Regions from separate parts of the Mus musculus genome. Here all the other regions are linked to region 3. The links are chromatin loops, found by intact Hi-C in ENCODE. Cell type or tissue: left cerebral cortex. All regions are shown on one strand.

Region 1 (8,000 bases), 730 kb before region 3:
GACAGAGAGACACAGATAGACACACACATACACTGACAGAGAGTAAGAGAAAGACACATACACAGAGACACAGAGAGAGACAGACACACACACAGAGAGACAGAGAGACAGAGACAGAGAGACAGAGACAGAGAGACACAGAAAGAGACAGCGACAGTGAGACATAGAGAGACAACAGGCACACAGAGAGACACACAGAGACATGAAGAGAGATAGACAGCAAGGGCAGAGACAGACACACAGAGAGGGTTAGGGGTGGGAAGCAGGGATAATATACTCCAAGGACATCCCCCAGAGACCTATTTCCTTGTACTAGGCTCCACCTCCTAAAGTTTCTAGAAGTTCTTCAAATAGTGCTGCCATCCAGGGAATCTAAGCTATAACATATAACATGTAACACAACAGGGGCATGTTATAGTCAACCCATAACTGCAACTACAGGAAAGTGTCAGCTTAGCAGTGGGTCCGGGCACCTCTCTGCTTCTCAGCCTTGCCACACTGTGTTCTCCTTGCATCTCTGTGACCTGTGGTGGCCTGCAGTTAAAAGTGATGCAGTTTAGTGCTTAGTTGAGAGATCTGCAAATGTCAGAAGGGTGGAAAAGTGACTGTGGGATGTTCAGCCCTAAACAGACACATTTACCTCCCACCCAAGGTTCAGGGACCAGGAAACAAGGGTGGAAGGATTGTAAGAGCCAAGTATTGGGAGGACATTTCATCTTCTGGATTTGACAGGACCACTGCACTCCTGAGCTCACAGTGGCTGTGGCACCTGCGCAAGACCTGGCCAATCAACATCCCAGGATTAGTGGGCGAGGGAGTCAGGAGTCCTGTCCCTAGTTGGTGCCTACTAGGGGAGGGACAGTCAATTTTCTTCAGGGATACGGTCCCTAGCAGATTGACCATGCTCCAGAGGATGGCTCTACGCTCATATTTTCCTCGAAGCAGCCAGGAAGCAGAGACAGAGACAGGCAAAGTATGGCCTTCAAGGGCTCACCCCCCAACTGATTTATTTCCCATAAGTATATTCCATGCCCTAAAGCTCCTATTTCCTCCCGTTACATAGCCCATTAAACTGGTAATCCATCAGTGGGAGCAGCCCACTCATGAGGTAGGTCAGAGCTTGCCTGCTCCAATCATCTTTGAACATAGCTCTGCAGGGACAAACTCTTCCATGGACACACTAGCTTTTGTGGGATATTTCATATCAAAACCATGAGGTGTGGGTGTGTGTACCTACAGGCTCACAACAGAAGCTTGCCTACCCTGTAAGCTCATTTGTTAATGGCAATGTGGTTAGACGAGGTCATTAGGGTGGGCCCTCATGATGAGATAAGGGGCTTTATGGGAAGACAAAGAGAAACTTGAGCTAGACACGTCTCACCCCAAGACACCCTTGTCTGCTGTGAGCAGCAGGAGTTGCTAAGCAGGTGCTGGTACCATGCTCCTGGGTCTCTGAGCCTCAGAGTTGTGAGCCGAATGGCCTACATTCTTTATAAGTTACCCAGGCATAGGTATTTTGTTATAGCAATGGAACATGAATGAACACACTTAGTATATAGCCACAAACCACACAGATGATATTGATTGCAGCTCTTGGTAACATTGTCCAACACCACAAAACCTTTCAAACCCCAGAGGTAAAGAGGTTTGGGAGGGAGCACTGGATCTGGATAATACTATTTCTTTCATTTTGGTAAGAGAAAACGGACAATAGACCCGAGACATTGGTTACATCTCATTGTAGAAGATGGCAGTTGCTTCAACTTGGGGCACACTGTGGGGGTGGCTGTAGCAAGGCTTGGTCTCATAACGGTGGTGGCATTTGTGCAAGGACTTGAAGGAGATGAGCCTCACACACATCTGAGGGAATGATCGTCCAGGCAGATGTAACGGGCAGTGCAAAGGTCCTGAGAACAGATAATGATAGAAAGGAAAGCAGGCTGCATGCTGAACAGTAGGAGACAGGGGTCCACCCCAATACTGTCAGCACAGGGCACACATTCAGGGAAAAGATTAAGAAATCAATTTTGCACAAATGAGTAGCTCAGTACTCCTGCTAGGGCTTGGACTCCAGGCTTCCTAAACTTACTTACTGTCTTCAGAGGAACATAAAAAAAAGGTTGCACATGTATGTGTCTACATATGTATAAATGTGTGTGTATGTGTGTAAATGCATGTATGTATTTGTGTAGGTGTATGCATGCATGTGCACATACCTGAGTGTGTGTGTATGTTTCAGTATTTGTACATTTGTATATATGTGCATGCATGGGAGCATATGTATTTGAATGTATTTAGGTTTTATGTATAATATATGTGTTCATATGCATATATATACACATGTGTTTACATATACGTGCATGCATGTATTTACGTGCATGTGTGTGCATGTGCGTGTATGTGTGTGTGTATTCTTGTGTAACTGTTGAGACTGAGAAATACTGAAATCTGCCCCCGGCAGGACAGAGACCTGGGAAAGCTGAGGTCCTGAGGCAGAAGAAGCTTTGGTATCTAAGGGCTGGAGAAGGCAGCAAATCTCCCCTCCCCTGCTTTGACTCTCTTCCTACAGTTGCTGAAGGGAGGCCTCCCAGCCACACTGAGCGGCTGTGCTTCTTAGGTCTGTTCATTGATTGGAAGGTGTATGTCACCCAGAAATAACAGGACGCAGTGTTTTCTCCAGTTAGTTGGGCATGCCTTTGCCCAGTCAAGTTAACTTGTAAAAAGATCCACCATTGTGGGGAGATGGCTCATTTGGTAAAGTGTTTGTCATGAAAACCGGAGGACCTGATTTGATCTCCAGAACCCACGTACAATGCTACGGAAAATGTTTGGTGGTGCACGCGCTTGTAATCCCAGCACTGGGGAGGCAGAAACAGGCAGATTCCCGGGGTTCTCTGGCCAGCCTGATTAGCCTACTAGATGAGTCAATGAGGGACCCTGTTTCTGAAAACAAACTGGACTGTGTCCTGAGGAACGACACTGAAGCTGACCTCTGACCTCCACGTGCACAAACATGCATGTGTACCCGCACATACATATACACCTGTGAACATGCATACGTGTACACACAAAAGAGAAGAATGTTACCCATAAAGGTCCCCCATTTTTATCACACCCATTGTCCAGTCACTCAAATATGTGACAATCAGCTGGCCAGGTAACAAGAGGGACTGTCCTGGATAGTTTTTGTCAAATTGGCACAAGTTAGAGTCATCTGGGAAGAGGGAACCTCTACTGAGAAGATGTCTCTTATCAGATAGGTAAGTCTGTGGGACATTTTCTTGATTGATGATTGACATGGGAAGGCCCAGCCCACTGTAGGCGTTGCCACCCTAGGCAGGTGCTCCTGGGTTGTAAAAGAAAGCAGGCTGAGCAAGCCAGGAGGAGCAAGCCTGTAAGCAGCCTTCTGCCATGGTCTCTGCTTTAGCGCCTGTCTCCAGGTTCCTGCTTGAGTCCCTTGGAAGACTTCCCTCATGATGGATTGTGATGAGGACCACAAGCCAAGTAAGACCTTTCCTTCCCATGATGCTTTTGGTCATGGCAGTTTATCACAGAGCTAGGCAACAGTAGGGCAGGGGCACACGGCTGGAGAGCTTTTGGAGAGACCTCTGCTGTATGTGGAATGGTTTGCTGGTTGCATAGGCATTTCAGTGTCACATGTGGCTGTCACTTTTTGTCACAAGCAGAAGCAGAGTTTTGTTTCTGACATCCTTGTGAAGAGTCAGAGAGAGCATGGTATGGCTTCTGAGGCTTTAGTTCAAATCCAGCCTCTATTGACTTCATCACTTCTGAGAATCAGTGTGACCTCTTGGAACCTCAATGCTTTGATCTGCAAAGTGAAGATGGCTGTGATGGCTGTCTCAGGAGGGATGAATGGACGTGTGTGTGTGTGTGTGTGTGTGTGTTAGTGTGTTATAGCATGATGCCAGTCCAGAGGGGGCACTGGGATGCTATGACCTTCTGTCATAAAGACCTGTGGTGGCTGTGGAGAGTGGTTTACCAGCTGAGCCTGGCTTTCCAGCCTCATGTTCTAAAAGGACCATGCATGCTTGTTATAGTTCATGCTCCTTGGTGCTTGGGTATCAGGGCCACCCCAATTTCCCTCTCTTTACAGATGCCTCCTGTTATTGTTCTAGCTTATAGGACGCTCTGTCTGGTCCAGACTCAGACTGCACTCAGATAAACAAGAGGGTGGGGTCCATGAACACTTGTGGAATGGGATAAGACTCACCAGAAGGTGGCGCTATTGAGCCATCACTGTCAATACACTTGTTTCTGTTTTCATTTTGTTTGATGAGACATGTGTAATTTACAAACAGTCCCCGAAGGAATAGAACTGTGGCTTGTGCCTCACAGATCTAAACAAAAGAAGGGTGATTTTTCGTGCCTCTGATAGCTCCACCACATCATCTCAGCCTAGGGGAAAGAACGGAGGATGGCTCACCTGGAGCCAGCTCCCACCCCACGCAGTCAGCGTGGTTCTTATTGTAGGTGGTGGTTATTCCCATGTAGCTTCCGCCTCCTTCTGGATAGTGTTTTACGTATTGGATTAGAATAGAAAACATTTAGAACAACTGTCACTGGGAAGCCTACACTTTGGTGTGAGTGGAGTTTACCTCTCAGGATGTGCAATCCCGACAACTCCTTTGAATTTGACAACCTAAGCTTTAGCGTGTCCCTCTTCATTCCCATATCAACACCAAGGAAATCGATACACCTATTATGGACCAGAGTTCATTTTCTCCACTGCTTTCTAGAAATGTGTCCTGTTAGCTTTGTCAACTTGACATAGCCTCTCCTGAGGAATTATCTAGCATGTCTGTGAGGAACTGTCTTAACTATTAATTAATTTACGAGGGTCCAGCACACTGTGAGCAGCACCATCCCTAGGCAGACTGTCCATCCTGGATTATTTAAACAAAGCAAACTTAGTATGAGTCCAGGGATCCAGCACCTGCCTTTCCTCCCTGGGTTCTGCTTTAAGCTTCTGTTAGAAGTTTCTGCCCTGGCTTCCCTTAATAATGGACTGTGACCTAGAAGTATAAGCTGAACAAACCCCTTCTTTCCCTAAGTCACTTCTGGTCAGAGTGTTTCAACAAAGTAATAGAAAGGAAACTAGAAGAAGTTGCTTTTTAAAAAATTGTCTAAATTGAATTTCACACATATACATAATGCATTCGGCGTACTCTCACCTCAACCCCTCTTAACTCCCTCCTACCCCTGTCAATACCCCCTTTCTACAACTCCCCTTTCCTTGTTCATGTTCTCCCCACTCCCACTGGGATAGTTAGCTTCAGCTGTCAACTGACACAGCCTAGACTCAGCAGGGAGGAGTGTGGGAGGATTATGAGGGACTGTCTGCATTGGTTTGACCTTTGGGGGCCATGTCCGTAGGATTCTATCAATTAAGTTAACTGATGTAGGAAGACCCAGCCCAGTGTGGTCCTTGTTTCCTTCCCTCCCTCCCTTCCTCCCTCTCTCCCATCTTCCCTACCCCTCCTTCTCTCCCTCCCTCCCTTCCTCTTTCCCTCTCTCCTCCCCGCTTCACTAGGTATGAAATCCTGAACTGTATAAGAGTAAGAAACAGAACCAAACACAAGCGAGCAAGTTGGTATTTATTTTTCTCTGCTCTCGATGGATGTCACATGACCCGCTACGAGCTCCTGTAGAGAGATCCTTGAGAGGCCTGTTGGGAGCCAACCTTGACGTCGAGTTGGTTTTGAAAAACAGCGTTATTGGCATGGTTGACTTGAAGAACCAAATGTTGTAATTGATTATGCACTAAGTTGGTTGCATGTTGCATTAAATCCCCAGGCAGACCAATAGAAGTTGCTGCCAAGATTGAAAGGATGATCAATTGCAACCATAAATTTTTTAACACTTAAAACTTATTTACTTATTTAAAAATTGACTAGTTTTAGGATTTATTCATCTGTACCTTCACCCATCCATATGTATATCTGTATAACAGTTTTGTGTCACTATTTGTTTTAAAAGTAGATATTTGCCTGTGACTCAAGCTTTAAAAGGTGCAGTTTTGTGCAATATTGGGTAGTTTTCACTTCCACTCCTGCCCCAGTGTCTTAGTCAGGGTTTCTATTCCTGCACAAACATCATGACCAAGAAGTAAGTTGGGGAGGAAAGGGTTTATTTGGCTTACACTTCCATACTGCTGGAAGGAAGTCAGGACTGGAACTCAAGCAGGTCAGAAAGCAGGAGCTGATGCAGAGGCCATGGAGGGATGTTCTTTACTGGCTTGCTTCTCCTGGCTTGCTCAGCCTGCTCTCTTATAGAACCTAAGACTACCAGCCCAGAGATGGTCCCACCCACAAGGGGCCTTTCCTCCTTGATCACTTATTGAGAAAATACTCCACAGTTGGATCTCATGGAGGCACTTCCCCAACTGAAGCTCCTTTCTCTGTGATAACCCCAGCCTGTGTCAAGTTGACACATAAAACCAGCCAGTATACCCAGGGACTCTGTTTTCTCTCAAGAATGGCAGCCACGATCCAGGCTTCCATCTGACCTGTGGTTCCTTTATGCTTTTATGCTTTATGCTTTTTTTAAAAATCATTTCTCTGCCCTTTGCCAAGATCAAGTATAGAAATGTTACGTACTTGTAAATACATATCATCCATCTATCCATCTGTCTATCCATGTATACACTCAATGACAGACACATCAATACACATATCTACCACTGCTTTCATAATCCATGTATCCTATTTACTCACCTACCCACTCATCCATCCACTCAACCACACTTATCCATCCATCCATCCATCCATCCATCCATCCATCCATCCATGCATTCACCCACCCACCCAGCCATTCACCCACTCATTAACCCACCCACTCATCCATCGACTCATCCCCACACACATTCATGCATCTTATTCATTTATTCACACTCCCCACATCCATCTGTCTGTCCATCCATCCATCCATCCCCCACAAATGTACATTTACCCATTCATACTTCCTTATACCTATCTCTATTTTTTCAAGACTCTTTAATCTGATTTTACACAATAGAATAACTTTGTTCCACTGAGTCCCTTAGGAGAGAAACTTGAAACCATGTTCTTTCAGGTTGAGACATTTAAATAAAAATGTATGTAGTCGTTGATATTTCAATCTGATCCAGAATATGGGCTCATGTTGGAGTCCAAAGAAGAGGAAGACTCATGGAAAATGAGCAAAGAGAGATCTAAAGTGAGACTGACCATGTGGTTCCAAAGGAAGGAAAGGTAGAGTTGAGCATCCTTGGGTCCATATCCTCCCCTTCTCCCACGAGAAGTTGAATGTTGAGGCTCTTTAAATACCTGGAGTCTCAGCTGTCTATGAGCAAAATGGAGATAACTGCATCTTCCTTTGAGAGTTAAAGGCTAGCATGATGCCTAGCTGCAGAAAGCGATCCTATCACGATGACGATGTTAACCTTATTAAGTATGTATGATTCTTTGTTGTATTTGTAAGTAACTGAAATCTTTAGGTTAATGTCAAGATGCAGTGTATCACAGAGCCAGGGGCTTGAAGACAAAGATATGAGCCTTGGCAGGGACTTGGAGGAAGCAGTGTAAGGCTAGCAGGGGAAATCTTGCAACAGGAAAGTGGAAGCTTTAACCTTAGGGGATCAGTAGCCTGTCATGGTCTTGTCTCTGACAGCATCCTCATAGCATCCTGGGAGAAATCTTCCATCCCACTGCCCCTGTGAAGGCTATTTACATCTCTGTCCTGGATTATGGTGTCCAGGTGTGTGGCTTAGCCCTCAACTTACTGCTCTCCATTGAATCTTTCTAAAATGCTTGCTTAAAGCTCCCCATGCAGCACACATTGATCTTGATTCTTCTTTTTTAAATGAGGATACTATTGGGCATTTCAGCTAAGGTCATCCCTATTGAGTCCTGGGAGCCTCTCATATCTAAGGTCTCTGGGACTTTCTAGAGTGTCCCCCTGCCCCCACCACCCACAGCTGCATATTTCCATTCATTCTCCCA
Region 2 (8,000 bases), 270 kb before region 3:
CCCTCTCCTTATCCCTCTCCCTCTCCCCCACACCCCTCTGCCATTCAGGTTGCCTTCAGCTTCAGCAACCCTCCTGTCTTCCTGAATGTTAAGATTGCAGGCATGAGTCACCATGGCAGGCCATCAGGGTTGGATTTCTAAGAACACAGTGTGAACATGTTCCTCCAGTGGACACACAGCTTATTCTAAAGCAGTCTTCTTAGGAGGAATACATGTCACTCAGAGGGCTAGATGACTGTTGTAGTCCCTTACAACACAGAGGTTTGCGTTTGAATACACTGCTGTTTGTCCTAATACCTCAAGTGGTTCCGGCTTCTCTAGAGGATTCCAGGCTTGCAAAGTAAAACCAGTGGGGGAAAAAAAGTTCTCCCCAACATAACATTTCTGTTACGAACCTCCTGCAAGGTCACGTGAAATGAGTTGGCTGCTAGTAGACTCTTCAAGTCCCTGGCTAAGGGAATAAGCCCCAAGAGATATTATTGGCCAAACCCTGAAAGATTCTAGGATTGTTCTGTATATTGACCAAGATTGTTAGTGCTGAGATTCAATATGGCTGCCCTTGAGGACTGCCATAGGACAGCAAGAATGGAAAAACCCACACAGCCTTAAAATGCATTATTGATGTCTGACTTTATGAGGAACTAGGAAATTTTGAGGAATTCTTTTTAGTGATAAAAAAGGAAAAACCCTTCGCTTTAAACAAACAAACAAACAAACAAACAAACAAGGATTCTAGTTTCCTTTCCAGTTGCTTTGAAAAATCACTCTAACAATAACAACAAAAGCAACTTAGAAAAAGGAGTTTGTTTTCATTTTAGCTCACAGTTCCAAGTTCCAGTTCATCACTGTCAGGAAGCCAGGATGGGATCCGGAAGCAGCCAGTAATAAATACCCTCATTCATCCACTTACCAGTTTTACATCCGTTTTGATTGAGGCGGGGCCTTGACGCAGTGCCAAGGCTGGCTTTGAACTAAGGATCCTCCTGCCTCAGCCCCTGGAATTCTAGGGTTTTAGGTTTGCATGATTACACCCCAGACCCCTAGTTGCCTTTTGGTTTTTTGTTGTCATTTGTGGGACAAATGTTCACTGTGGAGACCTGGCTGGCTTGGAACTTGATACGTAGACCAGGCTGGCCTCAGTACAAAAGGTGGGCCCATACTCAAAAGAATAAAATGCATGTATGCTTACTGCTCAGCTACTGTTCTTCACTTTATGAAATTCTGACCAGCATATGAAACAATTCCATCCACTTTTAAGGTGGGCCTTTCCACCACAACTAACCCAGTTGATAAAAATCTCTCACAGAAATATCCTCAGGCTAACTGAATCTAGACAATCCCTCACTGAGAACCTTGTCACAGATGATTCTAGATTGTGTCAAGTTAACAATTAAAACTAACCTTCAGAGAAAGTAGATACAATCAGCACAGTGGTAGGAAGCCAAGCTCACAGAAGTCCGTGAGCTTTAACACTTCAAATGACAGCAGGACTCCTGTGAACTTGGTGGTTGGTTGCCACCCGCTTGTTCTCTGGACCCTACTATTGGCAGTGATGCAGAGCAGACAAGAGGATCATCTAGTTTATCTAATAAATCAAAGCCTGAGTTGAAATTTGGGAAGCTGAGGGTGGGAAGCTTGGGTTGTGTCCTTTGGGTGGGAAGCATCCTTGCCAAAGCCAGTTTTGATTGCTGCTTCTTTTCATGGGAGGTGGTTCCCTCTGGGAACTCCCTCTGACTGCCTAAATTCCTCACTATGGCAAAGAAAATATATCTGGGTTTTGGAGTTGGGCTCATTCGAAAGCTCTGTGCATATCCCCCACACTAGCACTTCAAATGCCTACCCAAAGGAAAACCATGCTTGTGAGACTCTTTGCACCCTGGGGATCTGTGGGTATAAAGAGGATGAATCAGGAAAGGGGCTGTAGATTCAAGTCTTTTTTTTTTTTTTAATGAAGGATATACTCTGTCCCCACCGTGAATAGTAGGACATGATGAATAATTCAGTGGCGTTCTCTCTTTCTTGCATCAGGCAGCTCACAGTAAAGGACAATTTCACTATTCCTCCACATCAATAATGTTACCTCCGTCCTTTGGACGCCAGAGCTATAGCACAGTTCTTACGTTAGAAAAGACTGTAAAAGCTATTTAATCCCACCCATTATCAGAGACACAGAGAGAAATTGAGGCAAGGTGGTTAGGTAGTTTGCTTTATCTACAAAGGAGGTTGAAGGCAGAACACAGCTAGGACCCTGGAGTCTCAACCCCTAGCTGTCTCTGCTTGTTTGTCATAGACTTCTCAAGTTTCTCTGTATATAACAGATGTGATTCAAAAGGATCATCAGGTCCACACCACTGTATAATATGGGAGGGTGCATGTCCATGTGCATATGTTTGTGTGATTGATTGTATGTGTGTGGAGGTACACTGCTTACATCTGTGTGATTGTGTGATTGTGTGTGTGTGTTGGTACATGTGCATATGCCTGTGCATACATGCAGATGGTAAAGATTGACCTTGGTTATTGTTCCTCAAGAGTTACCTACTTTAAGTTTTGAGCCCCCCACCCTCACCTGGGGCTCACCGACTCAACTATGCTTACTGGCCAGCAGGCCTCAGAATCTGTCTGTCTTCTCATGTGCATGCCCATGGGCGCTGAGGATCAAGCTCTGGTCGTTGCACAACACAGCAGACACATTACAACCGAGCCATCTTCCCAACCCCCTGGTCCACATGATTATAGCGTCTGCCAATGGTAGACAGAAGGCTAAGCCTGTGTTGTTTCTTTCTGGGAACCCTGAAGCCTCAGAGACTCAGCTCTTTACACTTTTCCCTGTGCTGTGACCCTTTCCAGAACTTGATAGCTCCAGAGGAAGAAGCAGTGCGGTCACCCAGCACTTGCAAAATTCTAAGAAAACCCTGACATGTGGATGGCAAGTCCCACGGTGTTCTCTATCTTCTATGTCAGAATCCACAGGATGCCAAAAGACAAATGCATTTTTCTCTTCCAAATTATTCCTCCTACAAATGCTAAGCATCTCCATCTGGGAGGCATTTAACATGTCGAACAGCTATTGCTGGTCTGTAGGAGGACTCGCCAAGTATCAACTGTTTCCCTGAAATAGCTCCCCTTATTGCTGCAGGAGCCGCCAAGACTCAGCCCAGGCAGGAAGAGGAAAAGAGTATGCAGTGAGGTCTAAAAGTTAGAGGGGAGCGAGTGCAATGGGGCGTTGGTTGGCTTCACACCCCAGCTCTTCTCCCAAAGATGTGTCTCGAGGAAGGCACGTACAGAGGCAATGTGCATGCAGATGGCTGTCACCTGTTTCATCTCACAGATGAAGTTCATCCAGATAGGAACAAGAAAACACACATTTTCTGCTGGACTAATTTAGAACACAAGTCCCATAAAAGATGGCAGTGGTGGAATATGTGAGCTTGGGTAGTACCCAAGACATTGTCTTTACCAGTGTTCTGCTTTCTGACCTGTGCAGTCCAGCCAGTGAAGATGAACAGAGACCCAGGACAGAGACCCATGTTCTCCATCATCACAGATGGTCCCTGGGGATGCTGACTTTTATTTCCATTGCCATGATAAAAATGCCCCAACAAAAGGCAAATTAGGGGAGAAAGGCTTATGCTAACTCATGATTCCAGGTTACAGCCCATTCTAGAAGTCAAGGTGGCAGGAACTTAGAACTGCTAGTCACACCACATCCACAGTCAGAAGTAAAGAGGAACAAACACATTCATGCTGTGAGGTCATAGCTCACTTTCTGAACTCTTACACAGTCTGTGACCCAAACACAGGTGGGCTGGATCTCTCAACATCAGTTAACACAATCAAGGTAATCCCCCACAGACATGGCCACAGGGAGAACTAATTCAGAGCACTCCTCATTGAGATGCTCTTCCCAGTTGATTCTGGATTGTATCAAGTTGACAAAGAAAATTAGCCATCAAATGGAGGTGTGTGACCTCAACTAACCCGAAGTCTAAGTAGGGTGGATTGCTGTAGCAGCTGATGCCATGGGATTTGCAGGAGTTGGAAGAGGTAGAAGTTACTCCTAGGTGTATCGTCAAGTAAGTCACTCATCCTGCTAAGTTAGGATTTGAACACAGGAATATTAGTTGAGAAAACTGTCTCCAGTACAGAGATGAGCTTGACAAAGTTATAAACCTGGCTAGAAGAGAGGCTCATCCTGTCATCATCTCTTCTCTTCAGTCATTGTAAGCGACACACAAGAAAAGAGTGGGTTTGGATGCTCAGAGTCAGGCACTGGACATGCTAAGATGTGTCAGATAGGATGTTGGAGTGCTTTTATGAGGTGGCTGATCAGAAGGGTTAGGTGTAGAATCTGGGATGATAGGACTAATACCTGAAGGACCTTGTGTGACACTGAGGAAGAACAGGGAATGAGCCCTTGACTCAGGCATGAGAGATCAGGGATGATATTGGAGAATGGAAGAGTTCAGTATTGGTGATGAGGAACGCAGGGGCTTTGAGAGGCTCAGAATGTCCTCAGGCTCTGAGACCAGGCTAGAGGCAATGTCCTATTTGGATGTGGCGACAGAGCAGGGGCTGATGAAGGTGTTGAAGGGTGTTTGGTTAGCCTGGGGAGTCCCCTCTGTTTATGCTCCTGTGTGGAGATGACTCACACCCTGCTGGGGTTCTGCTGACAGCCTGTGGTGGGTGGGAAGGTGTAGCTTGGAAAATGTGCAAAGCTCTTGTCTGCCACTTGTTTGTCAGCGTTAACATCCAAGTTTGTGCTGTTGTTCTGCTTTCCTCAGTGTGTTGGCTTTGGTTGCTGATGCCTTAGTCAAGAGCAAAAAGCTGGCTTATATATGTTAGATGCTCACTGGTAAGGTGTGTGGGTATGAGAGGGACTGAGACAGATAGACAGACAGACAAACAGACAGACAGACAGTGACAGATTCCCTGTGGAGTTTGTGTTAGATTACAGTGGTTGTCTAGGTATATTATCATAACTGATTCTTTACATAAACTAATTCTAGTCTATTGACCTCTTCTTCTGCTTGAATGATAACTAATTGGCTAGAAAGATAACATTTCAAACATTTTTTTTTATGTGTCATGTGAAGTGGAAACTTAAGTTGGTTTTTTTTTTTTTTTTTTTTGTAAAGTCGGTTGGGTGGTGGTTTGCTGAGGCAAACGAGTGAAGGAACATTGAGCTGAAGTGGACACAGGTGAAAGGATGTTCTGCTAAAGCTAAACCTTTCTTCACGAGTCTGCCGCAGCCTTTCACCTGTGTCCACTTCAGCTCAATGTTCCTTCACTCGTTTGCCCCAGCAAAACACCACTGAACCGACTTCACAAAGAGCCCTAAGTTTCCACTTCAATCATGTGTATGTTTGTGAGTGTATACATGCAACAACATGTATGTGGATGTCAGAGGACAATTTGCAGGAGTTGGTTCTCTCCTTCCACCATGTGGAAGATCAACTTCAGGGCATCAGGCTTGGTGGCAAGGGCTCTTACCCTCTGAGCCACCTTGCCAGCCTCAGCAAGATAATCTTTGGAATATTTTTTCTGTGTAAGACATATATTTAATTTGTGCATATGTTTGTGTATGGGTGCTTGTGAAGTACAGGTGCATATGTGTGGGCACTAGAGACTTCAGAGCCCAGACAACAATGTCCATATTGTTCCTCGGGCAATTAGCCATCATTTCTGCTTTGAAACAGGGTTTCTGACTGAACCTGGAGTCTAGGCTGCCTGAACAGCAAACCTTAGGTGCCCATCTGTCTCTTCCATCTTCCAAGCCCTAGGATAACCCACATGTGCTCCCTTGCCTGGTTTCTGATATAGGTTCTGGATCCCAAACTCAAGTCCTCATACTTCTTAGAAAGGACCATACCCACTGAACCATCTCTCCAGTTCCAATTTTCCTATGCAATACACATATTTATGTATGATTGGCATCAGTGAGCAACCTACCAAACACCTATCTCGAGTAGATTTATTAAAAAGAAGAAAACATATTTCAAGTTCCTTTGAATTTTAGGTATTGAATAAAATCTTGTGCATCATTGGGGGATAAATGCTCATTTATATTGTTCTTTCCGTTTTGCATTTTTATGTGGTTGAGTGGTACCATGTTTATTTTATTCTACATATCCATAAAGACCAATTTCACACCCAGTGCATTTTTAATGAATGGTTTGTCAAGCTTTTATTTTCTGAGAAAAGTATGTATGTAGACCAAGCTTGTGTCAAACCCACAGAGAACTGCTTGCCTCTGCCTCTCAAGTACTGGGATTAAAGAAATGTGCCACTAAGCCCAGGCATTTAAAATTTTTTATTTATTTTATTTATATATGAGTCTGTCTGTCTGTGTGAATGTATGCTATATGTATGCAGCATCCTTGAACACCAGAAGAGGGTGTTGAATCCTTTGGAGCTGGTTGTTTTAAATTACCTATCATGGATGCCATTCTGGTCCTCTTAAAGGGCTGAAGGCAGCTCCAGTATATTAAGTTTTAAAAAGTACTATTGAATACAGAAAGGAAAGAACATCCCAAACACCGAAAACCAAATATCACTATACTTAACCCATGCATCTTTCTGTGCATTCCCTATACGATTTAACCTGCATATATATGTTGACAAGTGTCTTTATATCCCTTTACCTATGTGTATAGCTGACCCAGTCTGCCAATCAGTCAACGGGGTCTGCAAGAGAGAGTGGAGAAAAACAGGTCTCTCGTCAGGGTGGAAAAGTACCACCTGTAAGTAAATAGCCCGAGATGGCTGCAGAGATGATAGGGTGTGGTTATATACTGATGTATTTAAATTACCTAAGTCATGTGTGTACATTATGTAAATTATTTTACATAAATATAATTTTAGTAGCCTGATCATACATTTTGGAGGCTCCAGGGGATAACAGGCACTAATATAATTAGATTTAGGTGTGGAATTTCTGCTATTGATTGGAGCAGCAAGGAAGATGTTCCAGTTAAAAGAACTCATGGGCTCAGCACTTTGAGTGCATGCCACGCTGCACAGTCTGGAGAATGGGATCCGATCCTGCAGTCATATAAACAGCTGGGCATCCAGTAGCGATGGTGTTAGAGAATGACACCCAAATGCTCTTCTGAGGGCTCCATTTGAGCACATTAGCATGTCAACACACATATAAGTGTGTATATATTTACACACACACACACACAAAACCACATGTATGGTTCATATGTACATATCACTATCCTCTGGATTTCTGAATCCCATGGTAGTTATGACTATTCCTCAGTTGGTGTTAGTGTGTTTTCTGAGTTTTCCACTCATCTCGTTTCCATGTGAGACTAAGAACTGAAGTGGTTTAGTCCTGACTCCCTGATAGCAAGTCCTCTCTCTGTTTGCCTGTGTAAACTCGCTTTGCTTTATGAGGTGAGTAACACTAAGAACACAAAAAAGCACATGGGGCTGGATATAGGCACGATGAAGACGCAGGCCCGTACCAGTGCTTCAAGTTAGCATTGTCCAAACCTCTGCTTTTCTACTGTCATCTTCAATGTCCAGACCTATTGGAAAGGTGGTGCTTTGTGTGGTCCAGGAGCTCTGCAGGAGTGTTTCTGTTGTCTGATGACTTGCTCCACTGTCAGCTGGCGATAGGCAAGAGCTATTCTTTACAATGTTAGCAAAGGCATCCTCTGTTTTGAAATGTCTATTTGTGTACGAGGGGGTATATGGGGGCGTAGATATATGTAGGTGTGGAATTTATGGGGGAGAGAAGTATTTGTGCAGGGGTATTGTGTAAGGCCAGTGTTTGTGTGGGGGCAGTATTTGTGTGTATGATATTTTGTGTGAGATATTTATGTGAGGGGTATTTTTGTGGGGGTATTTGTGTGAGGAGTGCTTGTGGAGGCAGTATTTATGTACTGGACAGTATTTGTATGGAGGCTTTATAGGGCATTATTGGCTGGTAGGGGCAGTATTAGTATGTGATGTTATTTATGTGTGCAGGTACACACACAGGTGGAGAC
Region 3 (8,000 bases):
GCCACTTAACTTCCCTTGGGTGGGATGGGGCATCTACCCACAGCCCTCACTCCGGAGGGGTTTCTATGATCCTGCTGCTCAGAACTCCCCTGGCTCGTGGGCATTTGTTGAAGACAGTCAGGGATCCCGTGGGTGGAGGTATTCCGTACTGAAGTCTCACATCATCAAGCACACGCAGGTGAGCCACCTGCTTCCAGCGTCTGTGCTGATGCAGAAGTGAAACTCAGGAGGAGTTTAAAAAATTCTTTTGAAGAGCAAAGTCGGGTCAATTGGTAGCATTTGGGTAAAAACCAACTATAAAAACAAGAAAGAGACATGTGATAGAGATTAAAACGGAAACCATATACCTCACTAAATTTGACTGTTAGTCTGAAGTTGATTTAAATTCAGAAGGAGGCGTGAGAAGCCCAGGCTCTCCAGAACCCCGAGGCAGGAATATTTGAAAAGGTCTGGAATTTTTTTTTTTAACTTGGTGATCAGGTGGTGGCCCAGCTAACAGTCTTTTTGCCCCCCACTGGCTAATCCCTCTATTTCACAAGAAATAGATGACACACAATGTCACCATTTTCATGTGCCCTGGAAGACTTGAGTCTTTTTTTTTTTTTTTTTTACTTTTCTGCTTTACAATACTGAGGGTCAAAGATGTTGGGCATCCTGCTCACGCATCATGAAATGAAAATGTTGCTGGGTATGGGTTTTGAACCTGGGTCTGTACCAGGCCCCAAACGGTGCCGCTTCTTTCTGGAAGAATGCCCCTGGCTCATTTCACCTGGCCCCAATCCTGCAATTGATGGATGTTCATTCCACATCCAGAGCTCACCCAAGGCCTTGCACTATACCAAATAGCAGAGAGAGCAGGCATAAAGAAGTGAGGCAAAAGAGACACTGGAACACCACAAGGTCCTGATGTTACACAGCCTCCTCCATGGAGCCTTCCATAGAGGACCTTTCTCCCCTCTGATGCTTTTAGCCACTTAACTTTGATAGAAAGAGGCTTGCTTCAAACTGGTAATTCAGACTAGCTTCAAACTGGTAATTCCCCTGCCTCGATCTTCCAAGTGTGTGTGCCACCAAGGTTGACTTGATCAGTAGGGATGCAAAAAGTTATTTGTATGAGTTAGCTTATTTAATCCTTACATTTAAAAAAAGTGTCAATAAACTCCCATTATTTTAAGCCCCATTTTATGGATGAGGACGTTGAGGCATAGAACTTAACAATAGATATTTTAAAAACTCAGTTAAAATGCAGCAGAGGGGAGATAGACCAGCTGGTAAAGAAGCTGACTCCACAGAAACCACAGAAGATAGCAAGCCCTGGGGTGGGGGTGGGGGGCAGTTGATTCTGGGCAGCATAGCTTTTTTTTTTTTAACTTCCAGGCTGAAAATCAAATAGAAATAAACAGCAAACAAACCAAAAAACCCACCCCTGAGGTTCCCTTTTGGCTTTCATGCACACAAACACACACATGCATGTGCACATGCGCTCGTTAAGCCTGGGCAAGCTAGTTCTTATCTATCTCATTCGCTCCGTGCACTGATCCTGGAATTGCTGTCAGTGAAATAAATGTCTTGTCCCTCTGTCCTGTTGGACAGTTCTTTGAGGGTGAAGACTATCCCAACCATTTCCTTTGCAATTGCTAGCTCAGGACTGGTCACACCCAATAACTCACAATGCCCAGTGACAGATTCAGCCTTCCCATCCTTGAAGGGATGGAGAAACAAGATTTGGCATTCGGGGTGGTGGTTGAGAGTCCCACAAATCAGGCGAAACTTCCCTAGAGCTCTGTCTCCTGGGGCCCATAGCACGGGAGCTGGGGAACCACATTTAAAAAGAAAGGTTCCTTGGGGAATCTTCATCATCTCCAGATTCCACTTGCCCAGCAGGACGCCTATGTGTAATAGGGTTCCATGCATCTTTGTGGAGTGAAAAACTGAGCTTCGAAAATCCTGAGGACTCAGAATACAGTGGTTAGAGGCACTGCCGAGTCTCAAGCAGGGCCCTGGCCTCTTTCTTATCCATCAAGGCCACCTGCCTCTCTATGCACAACTGCAAATGAAAACTCCTGTCCCTCTTAATGCAAAAGGGCTATTTCTGTTTGGTAGTTCAGCAAATTTAGGGTACCCACACTCTGGATGTCCCAGCCATACTGAGATGGGGCATTTTAGATACTCTAATTTACCCCAGCTCCCAGCTATCTGTTCCATCTTTACCTCTCTAAAATGTTTGAAGGGCTACTCATCTTGGAGCCAGAAGAAGAGAATCCCAGATGCCACCTCAGGTAAATTTTCCTCCAAAACCCATCAAATGAGCTGTTTATGGCATCTCTAACCTGCCCAGGGCGACTGGACCTCTTTCTTGAGTGGCTTTTTATGTATGAGTCAAGATAAACAACTCTGCTTCTCCAGGGATTTGGGCCCAGGATCTTTAACCTCAGTACTGAAGCACTAGGGCCCTGAGGGAGCTGAATCACAGCCTGGCCCCTGGAGGACTGCTGTTAGCTGTGTCATGTGGAGGAAGCACAGGTCATTGTTACTTTACAGACAAAGTGCAGAAGCGCTCTTGAGACAAAGGTGGGCTGGGGGCTGGAATATTCCACACAGCCAGGGCAGGACTTGGAGGCTATGTTTACATGACCTCTTGCTACTCATTTAGCACTAAGAACCCTGAAGTTCTTGGGGCGGGGCGGGGTGGGGGAAGATGACTTGACCATGGTCGGGGAAGCTCAATGGAGACTTCAGGGACAGCCGAGGGAAGCCATTCTTCTACTCCCACATGGCTCTATGGAACATTTGAATGGCTACAGAGATAACAGATTTACCCCAAGGCCAGAGGTGTATCTAGGAACCCTGGTTAGATTCATTTCCTTGATCTGACTTCCTGAGCTTTGTGACTGGTTTAGGGGTAACTTAGGACCTAAAAATTACTCTGTAAGAAAACGCTCTCTGCATCTTCTAAAAGAATCCTGGACTGCAGATGAATAAGTTACAGCTAGTCTAAGTCACAGAATCTAGGACTCTTGTGATGTTCCAGTGTGAACAGACACTGTGGGAGAAAGAGAGGAGAAAGGAAGAGAAAATTCTGTAGTGGTTGTTCTAGGTTGCTGGATCAAGCCATGCCTGGAGTTAGTGCTCTGCAATAACTAGTTCTACAATCCAGTAAGGCTTATTTTTAGATTGTTAAACCAGGTGTTTTATTACACAAACTATAAATATTCCCAACTGATATGCAGATAAGAGGAGACTGGTGAACCAGGGAGCTGCCTCTCCTCTACAGTCTCACTGTTGATGAAGTGGGAATGCCTCTGTCCCTGGCTGCAGAGCTAGAGGGGGCCCTGGAGCAGATTGTAGACTGTCAGGGTAGCAGGTTGGCTGAGGACACAGCTATCCCAGTAGCACTCTCATGAACCCACGGCTCCTTTGCAAATCTCTCTAGGGACGATGGTCATGTTTTCTTCTGAGATTCCATACCTACCTACACCTGACTCTCTGGCCTTCTAGCTGACTGTAGATCAGAGGCACCCTTTGTCACCTTGGGATGCTTGTACCTGATCCCACATCTGGCACACATCAGTGCTCTAATATGCTGGTGCAGTGGATGGAAGGGTCCACTTCTCGCCACTGTTGGCCTTGCTCTCTGATAGATTCTGTACATATCCACTCGCTTCCCTTTACAAACCAGGGTGATGTTTAAAAGGGCAGGAGACAAAAGACCAAGAATTCGCTGTAAGTCCCCAGCTCACTGACATAGGTAGACATCAGTCCCATTCACATGCAGACATTAATAGATGCTATGTATCAAAAGGGGAAGTCTATAAGACTGAGTCAGAGAGAGCTGGATGAAGTTTGAGTTCAGAGAGATTATTCCTTCCAAACTCTCACTGACAGAGCTCAGAACAAGGTCAAGGGGGACAGTCTTGGTGGCTCAAGGTCACCAGTCAGTCCAGGAAAATGCTTCTCCTTATAAAGCAAGGCTGGGCTGACCCAGCTCTGAATCTAGTGCACACAGCAAGTCAGACATCAGGAGGGCGGATGGTAAGAAGGGCGTTAAGGGAGGGAGGCTCTGTGGCTGGGAGGGAGACTTCAGCTTGTGGCCAGGGAGGGTTGGAAAACTTCTTTAGCCACCAAAGCATTCACTTGCCAACTGGATTTGGAGGATGTTGGATTGTGAGTCTTTGGGGACCAGAGAAGTGAGTCAATGAGCCCTGAATCTTTGGTTGGCCCTGGAAGGGGGGGGGGGTGACTCAGAAGTCGCAGTGCTTGTGCTGATTAACCTCGGCGAGTCATTGAGAACCTCCTCCCCATCGTTTCAGTCAGTGATCCAGGAATCCCAGGCTGCACAAGAGCCAGGACCTGTGACACTCCTACGTTTTCTCCCATCTCCACCTGCCAAGGTTTTCTCTCTGTGCAGCCAAAGATGCCGGGACGGAAAACTCCGCGCCTCCTGCAACTCCGCCTCCAGTTTTCTGCCACATGGAACACAGACTCTCAGGACCCTTCTTTCCCTTTTCCTGACCTCTGCAAGCTGAGCTGCCCTGTTGACTCTTCTATCCTCCACTTTCCGTCTCTCTACCCCTTGCACCGGCCTTTTCGCACCCGTACCTTGTTCCCACGCCTGTTCTGGGGGGTGTCTGTCTGCTTCCTTCGCCTCCACCCCCTCCCTCACCTTCTCCTCCCCACGCTGCCCTCGGCTCCTCCTCCAGGCCCCGCCCTCTGCTCAGGGCCCGCGTCCCTAGTGGCCCCTTCCCCAGCCCTGGTACCCCTAACGCCCGCCCTAGAACCCTGGGGGTTGGGTTGGGGACCCTGACCCAGGGAAAAGGGAATCTCGAGGGGCCAGCTCCCTTCCGAGCCGTGTCCCCGCGCGCGCGCGCCGCGCCCCCTCCGCGGCCTCCCCGCGCCCGCCTCCCGCCTTCCCCTCCTCCTGGTGACGTCCGGGTCCCTGCCCGTCTGAAAACTCCGCGCCGCGGCGGTGGAGGAGGCGGCGGCGGCGGCAGAGGAGGAAAGGGAGGAGGAGGTGGTGGAGGAGAGGAGCAGGAGGAGGAGCAGCGGCGAGCCCGGGCGACGTCGGCGGGGCCCGAGCGCGGAGCCCCCGGGATAGAGCGCGCACCGGGGTGTCCCGGCACCCCGCTCGCCCCGGGCCGCCGCGGAAGATGGTGGCGGCGCCGTGCGCCCGGAGGCTGGCGCGGCGCTCGCACTCGGCGCTGCTGGCGGCGCTCATGGTGCTGCTGCTGCAGACGCTGGTGGTGTGGAATTTCAGCAGCCTGGACTCCGGGGCTGGAGAGCAGCGGCGCGCGGGGGCAGCGGCGGGAGCAGCCGAGCAGCAGCAGCCCGCGGCCCCGCGCCGGGAGCGCAGGGACCTGGCTGCCCATCTGCCCGCAGCCCGCGGAGGACCTGGAGGCCGAGCCGGCGGAGGAGGAGCACGGGGAGGCGGCCCCGGAGGAGCCCGCGCACAGCAGCCTGCCAGCCGCGGGGCACTAGCCTCCCGGGCGAGGGTAAGGTGCCCTTTGGGAAGGGGATCTCGAGCCCCGCGGACAGAGAGACAGATGGGCGACCCTACCCATGCCTCACATTGGTCTTGGCCACACAAGTCCCGATATCCGAAGGGACTCTGCGCCCTGGCTGCCTCTGACTGCCCTGGCTGCCCTGGGCAGCTGCAGGGTCGTGCACTGAGCCGCGCTGCTCTGTGCGGAGTCTGAGGACCGCCCCCTTGGGGTCTGGAAAGTGAGCTCCAGAAGAGACTCGCTTTCTAGGGGGTCCTGTTTCCTATCACTCTTTCTGGGCGTCCTACTTGCTCTCTGGGTGGGGGCGTTGATGCCTCACTCTCCACTCGAGTACGTGCATCGGATCGTGACCGGATCCTCAGCCGCTGCTCAAGGGTAGTTCTCCACGCAGCCTCTTTGGTCTGAGCTGTTTGCTGTGGGCTGAGAATGAGTGTGTTAAGTCCTCCACCATGTCCCTGGTGCCCAAATCAACACTGGGTCTTGCAAGCCTGATCTGACTTTGGGTCCTGTTTTCCCCTCTGGGAATCTACTTCTCTCTCCACCTTCCCCAGTCCCCACCTTCCTCAGTCCCTAACCTTGCCATTTCTTGCCCTCCCTGACTTCACCTCCAGGTATTGCCCCTTAGTTCCAGCTGGCTGTCTCTGACTTGACATGGGTGGTCAGTTGCACTTACTGTCTGTCTGTCTGGCCACGCTATCACCACACCTCCCAGTGTGCTTTGCTCTTCTTGGATGTGAATAGTCAGGTCTCTGAAACTGTCTTCCAGTTCTATTAGTACCATCTGGTTGGCTAGGTGGGGCACCGGCTTGTCTTCCTCTTCTATCCCCAACTTCTTTGGGGTATCTGTTTCACCTTTCTCTGAGCTAGGAGGGCAGGAGATCTGAGTCCGTAACTACTGTACAGGGTCTCTGCTCTGCGTAGGAATGAGTGTCTGTCTGTCTTTGGGCTGGTGTGATATGCCATGTGATTCTCTGTCCATCATCCCAGTTCCCTGCAGAGAACTGCCCAGCATCTGAAGGACGGTAGCTACCGGGGGAGTGTTTCTAGGATCTGTAGGAAGGGAACAGTCCTTGTTATTGCTTGTCACTCCGGCAGCCCTTGCTGAAGACTGCCTAGACACAGCTACACAGCTGTGTCAGAAGTGCTTTCTGATGTGCTTAAGTTCTTCAGGATTGTTTTGACCCTTGTTGCCCGAGCACAGCTCTTTATGTCTGTGAGCTAAAGCAGTCTCAGGACTTGATCTGACAGAGCATTTGGCTGCTCTGTAGCTACCAAGGAGAAGTCTTACCCTCACCTGTAGTGATGCTTGTGCATGAGAACCTGAGCATTCTCAATGTCCCCAAGTCCAAGGGGACCCAGGCACTCACTGCCTTTGAACTCCTGGAGTTGATCATGTGTTCCAACTGGAAAAACAAAAAACAAAAAACAAAAACAAAAACAAAAACAAAAACGCTATTACATGTTCTTCCTAAAATTGGAGACCTACTGGGAGGTGGGAGGGACTAGGCGCACTTAGTGCTGGCCCAGTGTGGAAACAGGCAGGGTGGGGAGGGGACCATGGGAGGGACTCACTGTACCTTTTGCAAAGGGGATTCAGGAGGTACTTTCAGGGTACATAGACCACCTGTTGAGATCAGTGAGAGAATTATAAAGAAAAAAGCAGTTGGTTTCTTTCTTTCCCCACCGATGGTCTGAGCAGTGATGCACAACCCCTCCATGTGTGTTCACCTAGGAGTAATCTCTCATGTCCTAGCCCAGTCACATCAGGTTTGGAATCGGAAGGGCGGGGGTGGGGTGCCACTTCCCCTTTAAACCATGTTTTTAGATCCCCAGTCCTAGCAGCGGAGCTTGTCTGCAATTTTGCTTTTATCTGTGGGTTTAGGTGTATCCTCCCGACAGTGTCCTCCAATGTCTCCATTTTTTTTAGCTTCCAATGTATATGTATATGAATACATTTTGTGCTTTTTTTTTTCTTTCACTTTCCCATTCCTGGTAGCTCTCAACTGTCCGGTCCTGCTGGTCCTGGACTTTTTGTCATATGCACGGCACTCTCCTCTCTTCCTCCTGTCTCACATCCTGCCCCAGGAGCTGCAGTGTGCACAGGATGGCTAGAGCTAGGGGTCTGTTTGTCCTCCTCAAGGTGTGCCCACCCCAAGCCCTGCCCTTTCATGGAGCTCAAGGAGACCAGAAGGGGGCAGGCTGTTCCCAAAGTCCATCAGAGCTGGAGCTTGGGATACAGGCTGAGAGAGCCACAGACTGCTAACAACTTGCCATTCATTTTTGGACCCTGCCTGGGCTGACTGTATGCATGATGCTGCAAAGGGATTCAGGGTGGCATTCAGAACTAACACACTCTCTCTCTTTCTCTCTCTCTCTCTCTCACACACACACACAAACACACACACACACACACACACACACACATTCCCTGATATTTTTCCAGATGGCTTCTGCAAATACTGTGGAATTGTATGCTAGGACAGTGATGTTCGTTTCTGTGCT

What was found. Hi-C counts contacts between places; a loop is a spot of excess contacts. Peaks named below come from ENCODE experiments on the same cell type or tissue, not always from the same donor. Only the 100,000 strongest peaks of a DNase experiment are listed, where the experiment ranks them.
Region 1: it touches region 3 in a loop (11-fold over the local background); 15 of 42 quality-filtered maps call a loop at or near these places.
Region 2: it touches region 3 in a loop (6-fold over the local background); 2 of 42 quality-filtered maps call a loop at or near these places.

The regions. Positions count from the first base shown.
Region 1 is chr7:116,641,109-116,649,108 of GRCm38, forward strand. No RefSeq gene overlaps it. Among named protein-coding and RNA genes, the nearest start is that of Gm46018, 13 kb to the right of the region's middle. In left cerebral cortex, a CTCF peak has its summit at 4,237 (motif pointing right); DNase peaks (open chromatin) are centred at 4,284 and 4,454; H3K4me3 peaks cover 363 bases.
Region 2 is chr7:117,103,933-117,111,932 of GRCm38, forward strand. No RefSeq gene overlaps it. Among named protein-coding and RNA genes, the nearest start is that of Gm39075, 120 kb to the right of the region's middle. In left cerebral cortex, no CTCF peak of the experiment used is centred here; DNase peaks (open chromatin) are centred at 979, 1,801, 2,237, 3,090 and 2 more places; H3K27ac peaks cover 3,195 bases.
Region 3 is chr7:117,376,032-117,384,031 of GRCm38, forward strand. Xylt1 (xylosyltransferase 1) reads left to right here and starts at 4,948. Exons shown (of 12, transcript NM_175645.3): 1 at 4,948-5,489. The coding sequence starts at 5,148. In left cerebral cortex, a CTCF peak has its summit at 7,669 (motif pointing right); DNase peaks (open chromatin) are centred at 3,068, 4,458, 4,674, 5,027 and 5 more places; H3K4me3 peaks cover 3,715 bases; H3K27ac peaks cover 2,925 bases.